Regions from separate parts of the Homo sapiens genome. Here all the other regions are linked to region 2. Evidence: chromatin contacts called from ENCODE Hi-C or POLR2A ChIA-PET data. All regions are on one chromosome and are shown on one strand. The core of a region is the stretch at or near the end of the contact, and the rest is flanking DNA. Distances in the headings are between cores, read along the strand shown.

Evidence for each region. Hi-C counts contacts between places; a loop is a spot of excess contacts on that map. ChIA-PET counts read pairs that join two places held with the same protein, here RNA polymerase II (POLR2A). Pooled maps may share reads with other maps.
Region 1: a map of naive thymus-derived CD4-positive, alpha-beta T cell shows a loop between it and region 2 (11-fold over the local background). The contact joins two enhancer-like sites. A Hi-C loop is called at or near these places in 1 of 168 maps with a recorded cell type or tissue (naive thymus-derived CD4-positive, alpha-beta T cell), 1 of 37 single-sample maps with no recorded cell type and 9 of 50 pooled maps.
Region 3: a pooled map shows a loop between it and region 2 (2.7-fold over the local background). The contact joins the promoter of FCSK here to the enhancer-like site in region 2. A Hi-C loop is called at or near these places in 1 of 50 pooled maps. POLR2A ChIA-PET finds 5 or more read pairs at or near these places in 4 of 52 experiments (AG04450, HCT116, HEK293 and 1 more).

The regions. Positions count from the first base shown.
Region 1 is chr16:70,507,429-70,510,560 of GRCh38, forward strand. It overlaps COG4 (component of oligomeric golgi complex 4), which reads right to left. Exons shown (of 19, transcript NM_015386.3): 6 at 2,488-2,593; 7 at 1,803-1,960; 8 at 978-1,036. Among named protein-coding and RNA genes, the nearest start is that of COG4, 15 kb to the right of the region's middle. Within about 2 kb of position 1,528, at least 2 of the 41 ENCODE cell types and tissues checked have a DNase peak (open chromatin) inside an H3K27ac peak, as active enhancers do.
Region 2 is chr16:70,769,092-70,772,549 of GRCh38, forward strand. VAC14 (VAC14 component of PIKFYVE complex) reads right to left here. Exons shown (of 19, transcript NM_018052.5): 10 at 3,018-3,081. It overlaps VAC14-AS1 (VAC14 antisense RNA 1), which reads left to right. Exons shown (of 6, transcript NR_034083.3): 6 at 2,517-3,458. Among named protein-coding and RNA genes, the nearest start is that of TRG-GCC3-1, 7.5 kb to the right of the region's middle. Within about 2 kb of position 2,125, at least 2 of the 41 ENCODE cell types and tissues checked have a DNase peak (open chromatin) inside an H3K27ac peak, as active enhancers do.
Region 3 is chr16:70,453,037-70,456,292 of GRCh38, forward strand. FCSK (fucose kinase) reads left to right here and starts at 1,559. Exons shown (of 24, transcript NM_145059.3): 1 at 1,559-1,594. LOC124903708 (a long non-coding RNA gene) reads right to left here and starts at 1,500. Exons shown (of 2, transcript XR_007065104.1): 1 at 1,282-1,500; 2 at 1-431.

The DNA of each region.
Region 1 (3,132 bases), core at 278-2,777, 260 kb before region 2:
CAGTATAGTAATATGCCATGCAGGTTTATACCCTAGGAGTAATAGTTTGTATCATATAGCCTAGGTGTGTAGTAGGCTAAGTACACCCTACGATGTTGACACAATGGAAATCGTCTAATGATGTATTTCTCAGAATGTACTCCAGTTGTTGGCAGGGTATGGTGGCTCATGCCTATAATCTCAGCATTTTGGGAGGCTGAGGTGGGCGGATCACTTAAGGTCAGGAGTTCGAGACTAACCTGGCCATCATGGCAAAACCCTGTCTCTACTAAAATTATAAAAAATTAGCTGGGAATGGTGGTGCACGCCTGTAGTTCCAGCTACTTGGGAGGCTGAGGGAGGAGAATCGCTTGAACCTGGGAGGCAGGGGCTGTAGTGAGCCAAGATAATGCTACTGCACTCCAGCGTGGGTGACAGAGTGAGACTCTGTCTCAAAAAAAAAAAAAAGTATTCCAGTCATTAAATGACACGTGATTGTACTGATTATAATTTATTATTTATTTATTTTTTGAGACAGAGTCTCGCTCTGTAACCCAGGCTGGAGTGCAGTGGTGCAATCTTGGCTCACTGCAACCTCCGCCTCCTGGGTTGAAGTGATTCTCCTGCCTCAGCCTCCCGAGTAGCTGGGACTACAGGCACGCACCACCATGCCCAGCTAATTTTTGTATTTTTAGTAGAGACGGGGTTTCACCATATTGGCCAGGCTGGTCTCGAACTCCCGACCTTGTGATCCGCCTGCCTTGGTCTCCCAAAGTGCTGGGATTACAGGTGTGAGCCACCGCGCCCGGCTGATTATGACTGATTACACAATTTATTTATATATACTTTTGTTCATATGATACATTGCACTGAAAAATAAGAGTAATTGATAAAATATTTTAAAAACATAGACCACATTGTAACAGAGTAGTCTGAATTATATTACATGATTACCAATTCAAACTCCTGTGGGCTGAAGAAGAGAGAAGGATTATTACCTTGGTTCGATTTTTTCTGTTGTAGAATTTCTCATCAGGTTGTTCTGAACATGCCGGAACTGCAACATACCACAGGAATGAGAATATTCTTCCCCACCCCCACATCTATTGGCCTCTTGCTGGTCACTCCAAACTTTTGGCATACAAGAACATTTAGATTTAGTTTGTTTACCAGGTTTACCTTCCCTTCAAGCCAGCAGTGGGCTTTCAGGATGACAGGCCAAAGATTTGTTTTTGGGTTGGATGCTAATAATACTCACCTCTATTACTGTGCTTAAAAGTCATGCTAATGGTGTTCCAATAGACTACTGTTTATAGTCTCCTAGTCTGGAGTTCTAGAAATACAATTGTATGAGGCCACTCCTATTTCTATGTCGTACTTTTACTTTCTCTGCTCAAAAGAAGGAAAAAACAAAGTTCTGAAAAAGCAAACGTTATCTTTAACATCTTAGGAATGAAGGGGAAATTGGAGACAATTACTTGGACACTTAATAGGACCTCAAGAAATAGAATTGTCATTATATCATTAGAGGGCACTGTTGCACATTTTGTGATAGAGAACTGGTTTACTACTTCTGCTGTGTTCTTTTCAGGAAGCTCTTTTTATTTCCGTTTTGGTCTTGAACTGAGGCCATCATCATCTCGACAACACCTCAAGTCCAAAGTAAGCTGTCAATGGGCAAGATGCAGGCCAGTGTGCGCTTAGCATTTATTTTTCTCCTGTCTGCACCTTTTTTTTCACTTTTTCAAACCCTACAATTTATTCTACTCAGTGTTCCTCGCTAAAGCTGCTACCAAACCCTACCTGTAGCTTCCCCTGCTCACCTGCTGGTGGTAGTCCCTTTGCTTGATGAACTTGTCTACCACCTTCTCCACCTGTCTGTCACATTCCACCTGCAGATATTTGATCAGGGTATAGAGTCTCCCTGGCCCATAATAGGTCTCCACTATTGGCTGGTGGGTCTCCACAATGCGGGCAATCCCTAGAAGGGAGGAAGCAATAGGGTTATATTCCAAGTATTCTTCCTACAAAATAAACTTGCTCCCATCCAGGACTAACCGAAGGTCTAGCTCAATCCTTTTGGCTGCTTCACTTTCTAAAATGAACACAAATAGGCCTAGTCAATGCTAGGGGTTGCTAGGCAAATATGTTAAATATGTACAGTGCTTGGTACACCAGCAGGCATTTGGTAAGTTACATTGATACTGTTTTCTACAGCAGCATCTTTGGAAATCAGCATCACTCGCTTTCCAGTAATTTATTTTAGGGTTAAATTTATTCGTACAGAGTTTGGGGTTTGAGGGTTAGGTAGGATCAAAACACTGGAGAGACTCTAATCTTTGCTAATCAGGCACTGAATCTGGAAGTTATTTAATTCTCCAATCAATTAATACACAATAAACTACATGATTAAATTAAAGTCATCAGGCTAGAAGGGTGAGAAGAAAGGCTAGGATGCAGGTGTCATATACAGTCTCCAGTCTCTCTAGAGCGGAGAAAGAGGCTCACCTTCAAACAGAAGAGTAAGTGTATCTGCAAAGATGACTGCAGCTCTCCGATCACTCATGTCTGTCCCCAGCACCATGAGCAGATTCTCCTCAGCTTTACTGGCCACCTAAAAAAGGAGAAAACCCACACACATTCCTCAGAAAGGTCACCCTCATACCAGGTATATCTCAGTTTTCCAAAAATCCTCCCATTGACTTTCTTTTTTTTCACATTTCCCTTGATGTCTGGAAGCCCAGGCAGCACAGAGGAAACTCCCTTGAGGGACAGTCTGAGCCTCAGGCAGGACAAGGAAAGTGAGCATGGTGTAGCTCCTCTTCCATTATTTTCTTCTCTTGGAAAATATGGACTGCCATTAGCCAAGGGAGAGAGTCCCCAGTTTCAACAATCTTCTCAAAGGGTAACTTTCTATTATTTTTTAAAATAAGACAGAAACTCACTCTGTTGCTCAGGCTGGAGTACAAGGGAGCCACAGTCATAGTTCACTGTGGCCTTGAACTCCTGGACTCAAGTGATCCTCTCACCTCAGCCTCCTGAGTAGCTGGAACTATAGGCGAGAGCCACCATGCCCGGCTAATTTTTTAAAAATTTCTGTAGAGATGGGGTCCTGCTATGTTGCCCAGACTGGTCTGGAACTCCTGGCCTCAA
Region 2 (3,458 bases), core at 875-3,374:
AAGCGTGAGCCACCGTGCCCAGCTGTGGATGTGCATTTTTTTTGGAAGAGGGTCCATAGCTTTCATCAGGCTCTCCAAGGGTCAATGGCCACTCAGAGGCACAGGACTGCCACCACCATGGCAGTTTCCAGCCAGGTGGGAATGCCTTTCTGCCGTGGGAGGAGTCTCCAGTCTGGCCACCACCCTGGGCAGACCTGAACTGAGTGAAACTGGTGGCCTCACGTGGTGCCTTGGGCAAGCGGCGCAGCTGAAGAATCACAGGGTGGGTCTGGCTACCTGGCAACTCTGCACGATCCCACCCGTGTCCAAGCTCAGTCTCACTGTGTCAATACCCGCTGTGGGAAGAAGGTGGTGGGCTGGAGCCCGGGCATGTTGGCTCTGGTTTTACAACTCTGAAGGTGCCCAGCTCTTGAGCACAGCTGGTGACACTGACTGTGCAGCTGCCACGTGGGGATCTCTGTCACCAAAAGTCAGGAAGCACTAGATCATTTGTTCTTGTTTGGTTTTTTAGGTAGGATGGTTTGGATTTTAGGTAGGATTTGGCATTGGCTCCTGAATGACAAGTATAAACCAAAACCCTCGTCCAGTCTAGCACTTCCTGGCCTTGGCACAAGAACTGAGGGCTCCTGTAGGCTCATCCCAGCCGACAGTAGCACAGTCTCCCCAGCGAGGCAGCGGACAGCGGTGCCCCTCTGCAGCCCATGGCTTAAGCCTACCTCTGCCTTCTCCTAGACCTCCCCGACCTCCCCCTCAATCCCCATAGCCCAGATTACAGAGACAAGTCTACAACAGGCTTTTGGCTGCCAGAGGGAGGCTTTTAAATCCCAGATCAGATCCTGCCATTCCCACTTGTGACACTGTCTCCACAGCCTCCAGCGCAAAAGCTAAGCCCTCTGCAGGATACACAAGTCCTCGCATGTCTGTCCAGACCGTTCCCCGAGTTCCAGGACCCAGTACCTGAGTCTGCCTCCCCCTTTCTCCTGGGATGCTCAGAGCCACCTGGAACGAGCTCTTGACCACCCCACCCACACCTGCTCCTCCTTCCAGCCCTGGTGTGCAAATGACACTAGGATAGCGGGGGTCTGGCTCACACCAAATTTCTAGAAGGCAGTCTTTCCCTCACCTCTCTCCTGCCTACCCCATCCCACCCATCAGTGAGTCCTGTGGTTCTCAACACAGAGCTCAAACCCACCCAACTTTCTCCACATGCTGCTCCTCCCCAGCCTGAGCCCCCATCCCCTCTGATGGGGACAACGGTGACAGCTCCCTAGCGGGTCTGCATCCACCGGGCCCCTCCTAGATCCACTGTCCACAGAGCAGCCCCGTTCTTCCTCCCTTCTCGTCCCTGCCATGAAAGTAATACTACTGACCCCACGAGACTCAGACAAAGCTGAAGGATCCGACGTAAAGGTTTAGCACTGCGCTGGGGCCCTGGAAGCCTGGCTATGTTGACTGGCATTAGCTGTTATTCCCAGCCAGTCTTCTCATTGCCTGGGCTCAGGCACCATGGCCCTCCCTTTCTGGTAACTTCACCCCTCACATCAATCACTCCTCTTTCCAGTAACTTCCTGGCTACTTCTCTGCCTCACCACTGGAGTAAATGAATGAAGGTCAGGGACACATTCAGGGGCCAGCTCTTATCTTGGAGCCTACAGGGGTGAGCACAGGCAGGTGCACTGGAACGCGTGGCAGCTATGTGAAAAGGAGAGAATGGCAACATTCGCTGATCTCCTCCATCAACGTAGGGGACTCCTAGTGGTACATTTCATAAACGGCTGCACCTGCGTGCTTGGAAAACATGCTCAGGGTGCTGAGGGATGAGGATAAGTTCACAAATGACATCGATGAGGGAAGAACCCTAGCTAGGGGTCTGGGGGGAAGAGCCTCTTGGGGTAGAGTGCACACTTTCTCTTCATGAGTGATTGGCTCTCCCAGGGCCCAGGTTCACTGTCAAGTTCAGGGGAAAGAAACCCCTGTATGAGACCCACCATCCACTCTAGCCCCAGAGATGCCAAGGTCACCCAAAGAAAAAGTGACATGGGGCAAGTCCAGGGGACTCAGACCAGGGCAGAACCGTTACAGTACCTTCCGCGGGGAGTCCCTTCACCTTGCAGGGAGTATGGAGGGAGCCCCAAGGAAGAGAATTATTTTGCTGCCTGGTCTGCACTGCCCCCATGTGGAAGACTGCGCCATTACAGCTGACCTGGGCGCACAGGAGACAACAGCTCCTGGGGCCGGTGATTTATCCTTAATCTTGGACATGATTAATGACTGCCCATGCTCAGGCTGTCCTTGAACAGACTTCCCCTTGTGGGTCTTGTTGGCCCCCCATCATCCTGGACAAACAGACAGCGATGAGTCAAGGCAACTGTGTCTCACTGCAGTCACCATGTATTAGCTGTACTTTTATTATTATAACTTGCGTTTACTGACCTCCAATAGCTTAATTTTTTTTTAATATTTAAAAATAAGTAAGAACAATCCATTTTCTTTCATTCCTTTTTTTTTTTTTTAAGACATGGTCTCACTCTGTTATCCAGGCTAGAGTGCAGTGGTGTGATCTCAGCTCACTTCAACCTCTGGCTCAAGTGATCCTCCCACCTCAGCCTCCCCAAGTAGCTGGGACTACAGGCACACGCCACCAGGCCCAGATAATTTTTTGTATTTTCAGTAAAAACAGGGTCTCGCCATGTTGCCCAGACTGGTCTTAAACTCCTGAGCTCAAGCGATGTGCCTGCCTTGGCCTCCCCAAGTGCTGGGATTAGAGGCATAAGCCACCATGTCTGGCCCCCAGTGGCTTCTAATCCGCCCTATCTATCCATCAAGCCTGGGTGGGGTGGGCTTGCTCAGTGTCCTTCAGATTCCTTCATCAATTAACTCTTTTGTGTACGAGGGTGTCCCAAAAGCAGCAGCCGCGAGTAGAATTTGCCTTGGGTCATTGCTGTAGTCTCCCGCATCCAGGAAAGATCTAGGCCGCTCGCTTTCCACAAACCTTCTGGCTGAAACAAGCCACTTACCTGGCTGCAGTGAAGACACTGATGCCGCTACTGAAGCTGGAGTCACAGGAACCATCTGGACCTCCTGGGAGAGGAAGAGGAACAAGGGGTCATGAAAGGCTGTTGGCTCTCTTGAATAAACAAGACCCCTGTGACAAGCACACACAGAACTCTCCAGAGCCCCATACCTTGATTCAGGCTCTTCAAAAGGACCATGGCTCTGGAGCCCTGAGGACCCAACCAACGCCCAGTCATTCTCGATAGTCCCCAAGCTTGTAAGTCTGTAGTCACAGTGATCTCACAAGGAGGGGACACCAGTGCTAAACACATCTGTCAAATCTCAGAAGGGATCACTGGCCTGAGGGGAATGGATGTTTAAAATGACAGATAATACCCAGCATCCTTAGCTATCAGGAAAATGCAAATCCAAACCACAAGATACTACTGTACACCCATCAGGAT
Region 3 (3,256 bases), core at 309-2,808, 320 kb before region 2:
TCTCAATCAATTTACAAGTTTATTTTGCCAAAGTTAAGAATGTGTGCACCTGGGAGACAGGTCTGTACCTTTCTCCAAAGATGATTTTGAGGGCTTCAATATTTAAAGGGGAAAGGTCAGATATTGGGGAAAGAGGAATTTTTTTTTTTTTTTTAGACAGGGCCTCACTGTGTTGCCCAGGCTGGAGTGCAGTGGTGCAATCTCAGCTCACTGCAACCTCTGCCTCCCGGGTTCAAGCGATTCTCCTTCCTCAGCCTCCCAAGCTGCTGGGACTACAGGTGCGCGCCACCACGCTCAGCTAATTTTTGTATTTTTAGTAGACGGGGTTTCACCATATTGGCCAGGCTGGTCTTCAACTCCCGACCTCATGATCCACCCGCCTCGGCCTCACCAAAGGGCTGGGACTACAGGTGCGAGCCACCGTGCCTGGCCTGAAAGAGGAAATTTTTAAAAGGCATGGGTAGGTAAGAGGCAAATGGCTGCATTCTTCTGAGTCTTTGATAAGCCTTTCACATGTTAGAGGGGGATAGAGGACTAGTCACTTATGCATTCATCTAGCTCAGTGAATATGCATTTTTACATAAGAAAAAATAAACATAGGGCAGAGGAAGCAATGAGATATGCATTTGTCTCAGGTGAGCTGAGAGATGACTTTCAGTGCTGTCAAAGCCCAGCACCTGTGAAGATAAGCTATAAATTTACATTGTCACTGAAATTCCACACAACTGTTTTAGGGTACAGATTTGGGGGCACACAAGGAATTTCCTAGTGGGCAAGTTGTGAGGGCCAGGCCATATCTAGCTTTTTTATCTTTGTAGTTATCTTGTTTAAGAATAAAATGGGAGGTAGGTTTCCCTGATGCAGTTCTCAGCTTGACTTTTCCCTTTGACTTAGTGACTTTGGGGTCCTGAGATTTATTTTCCTTTCACATAGTAACCTAGAGAGAGACACTCAGAGTATTTCCAATTGTCATCTATGACAATCAATGCTGCCATTCACAACTTTCCCAAAAGGTCCGCAGATCCCCTCCCCATTACGGAGTTGGAAAGTTTCTTCCCAAAGGATCCACGTGATGAAACCAGCGCAAACCTTTCCAACTGCAAATCGAATGGCAGCTGCTTCCGCTTGGGCAAAGCGTGATTTTTTTTTTTCCTCCATCAGTGGATTTTTCTCCAGAGGAAAGCGGAAGCTCCTGGTGCCGTCCAGAAGGTGTTAAAAAAAAAAAAAAAAAAAAACCCAAACGAGAAAACAAACAAAAAAGCTACACATTAACCTATTAACCTGGATCCCGGAGTCCCAGAAAACGGGCCTCTGTCTTTAAGGCGCTTCGGTCCTCTGGGAGTTGTAGTTTCGTGGGTCCTGGAGCGGCCCCCTTCCCATCTCCCTTCTGGATTGCAGCCCCGCTGCCCTTCAGGAAAGCGCTGCCCCGGCCACCCACGCTGGCCTATGCGGTGGCTCCGACCGTGTTTTTTGCCGGACGGGGGCTCGGCCTTGGGGGGGCGCGGAGGTGAAACTACACTTCCCGGAGTGCACCGCGAGGGTCGCGCAGCCTCGCGTTAAAGAGCCCGCTCCGCCGAGCGCCGGGCGACGGCAGGTACGTCAGTCCGCGAGGGTCGCCGCAGCGCCCCTTGCGCCCCTTGCGCCCCTTGCGCCCCCTCAGCTTTCCGGTGCACCCTCCCTGACTGGGAGCACCGAGTCGACCCGCGGGCCGCCCGGGTCCTGACAGGGAAGAGTCCCCGGGAGCTCTGCGGTGCCCCGGGAGCCCACAGGTGTTTCTACGCTCCCGCGTCCATTTGGCCTGGGTCTTCCAAGGGGAGCCCCGCGACCCGGCTGGTGCGGCCGGACCTGCTGGCAGCTGGGACCGGGAGGGATGCGGGCCTCAGAGGATCCTCACCCTGAGGCAGGTGGGGCCCTGGATGCCGGCGCTGCTCTGATTTTACTTTGAGGCCGCTTCTCCTCTCTCAGTTTACCCGGCCAGGGCTCAGTATTATGCACAAATCTCAATGATGTGCTCTTGGGTAATTTACAAAACGATTTTACTCCCAAGTAACTTCTTTCGGTCTGTTATTTAGAAGGCAGCAAGTCAGAGTCCTCCGTGAGCCTTTTTTTCCTCTTTAAAGTTCTAAAATGTGCAGTCCCTGACCCACCTGTCTTCAAAAGGTTCATATGAAGAGTTCTTAGTACTTTATTCTATCTCTGGCTCCCCAACCCTATCCCAGTCTTGGACAGCGTGGGGCTGAGGACACTAAAAAATATTTCAACTTGATCTCAGCAGATGAGGCTGTATTGAAAGTGGGTAGAGGCTGGGCGCCAAGGCTCATGCCTGTAATCCCAGCTACTTGGGAGGCTGAGGCGAGGGAATCGCTTGAACTCAGGAGATGGAGGTTGCAGTGAGCCAAGATCACGCCACTGCACTCCACCCTGGGCGACAGAGCGAGACTACGTCTCAAAAACAAAACAAAACAAACCAACAACAACAACAACAAAAGAACCTTAGGGCCTTAGGGCACACTTTCTCAGGACCTCTTGAGATTGTGTAACTCCAGCAAACTATTAATTAAAAAAAAAAAAAAGGCCGGGCGAGGTGGCTCACGCCTGTAATCCCAGCACTGTGGGAGGCGGAAGCAGGTAGATCACCTATGGTCAGGAGTTTGAGACCAGCGTGGCCAACATGGCAAAACCCCCTCTCTACTAATAATACAAAAATTAGCTGGGCGTGGTGGTGCACGTCTGTAATCCCAGCTACTTGGGAGGCTGAGGCAGGAGAATCACTTTAACCTGGGAGGCGGAGATTGCAGTGAGCCGAGATCGCGCCATTGCACTCCAGCCTGACGACAGAGGGAGACTGTCTCAAAAAAAAAAAAAGCCAGGCATGGTGGCTTACACCTGTAATCCCAACACTTAGGAAGGCCAAGGCGGGAGGATTACTTGAGTCCGGGAGTTGTAGGTCAGCCTGGGCAACAAAGGGAGGCCCCATCTCAACAAAAAATAAAAAACTAGCAGGACTCATGCATAGTCCCAGCTACTTGGGAGGCTGGGATGGGAGGATCGCTGGAGCCCGGGAGTTTGAGGCTGCAGTGAGCTGTGATCACATCACTGCGTTCCGCCCTCTGGTGACAGAGCCGGACCCTGTTTCTCAAAAACAAAACAAAACAAAACAAAAGCCTAGCCTGCCTGTGCTATTAAAGCAATGGCAAAAGCCAAAATTACTTTTGCACCAACCTAATAGCTATGTTTCTGCTTTTTAAACTACAGT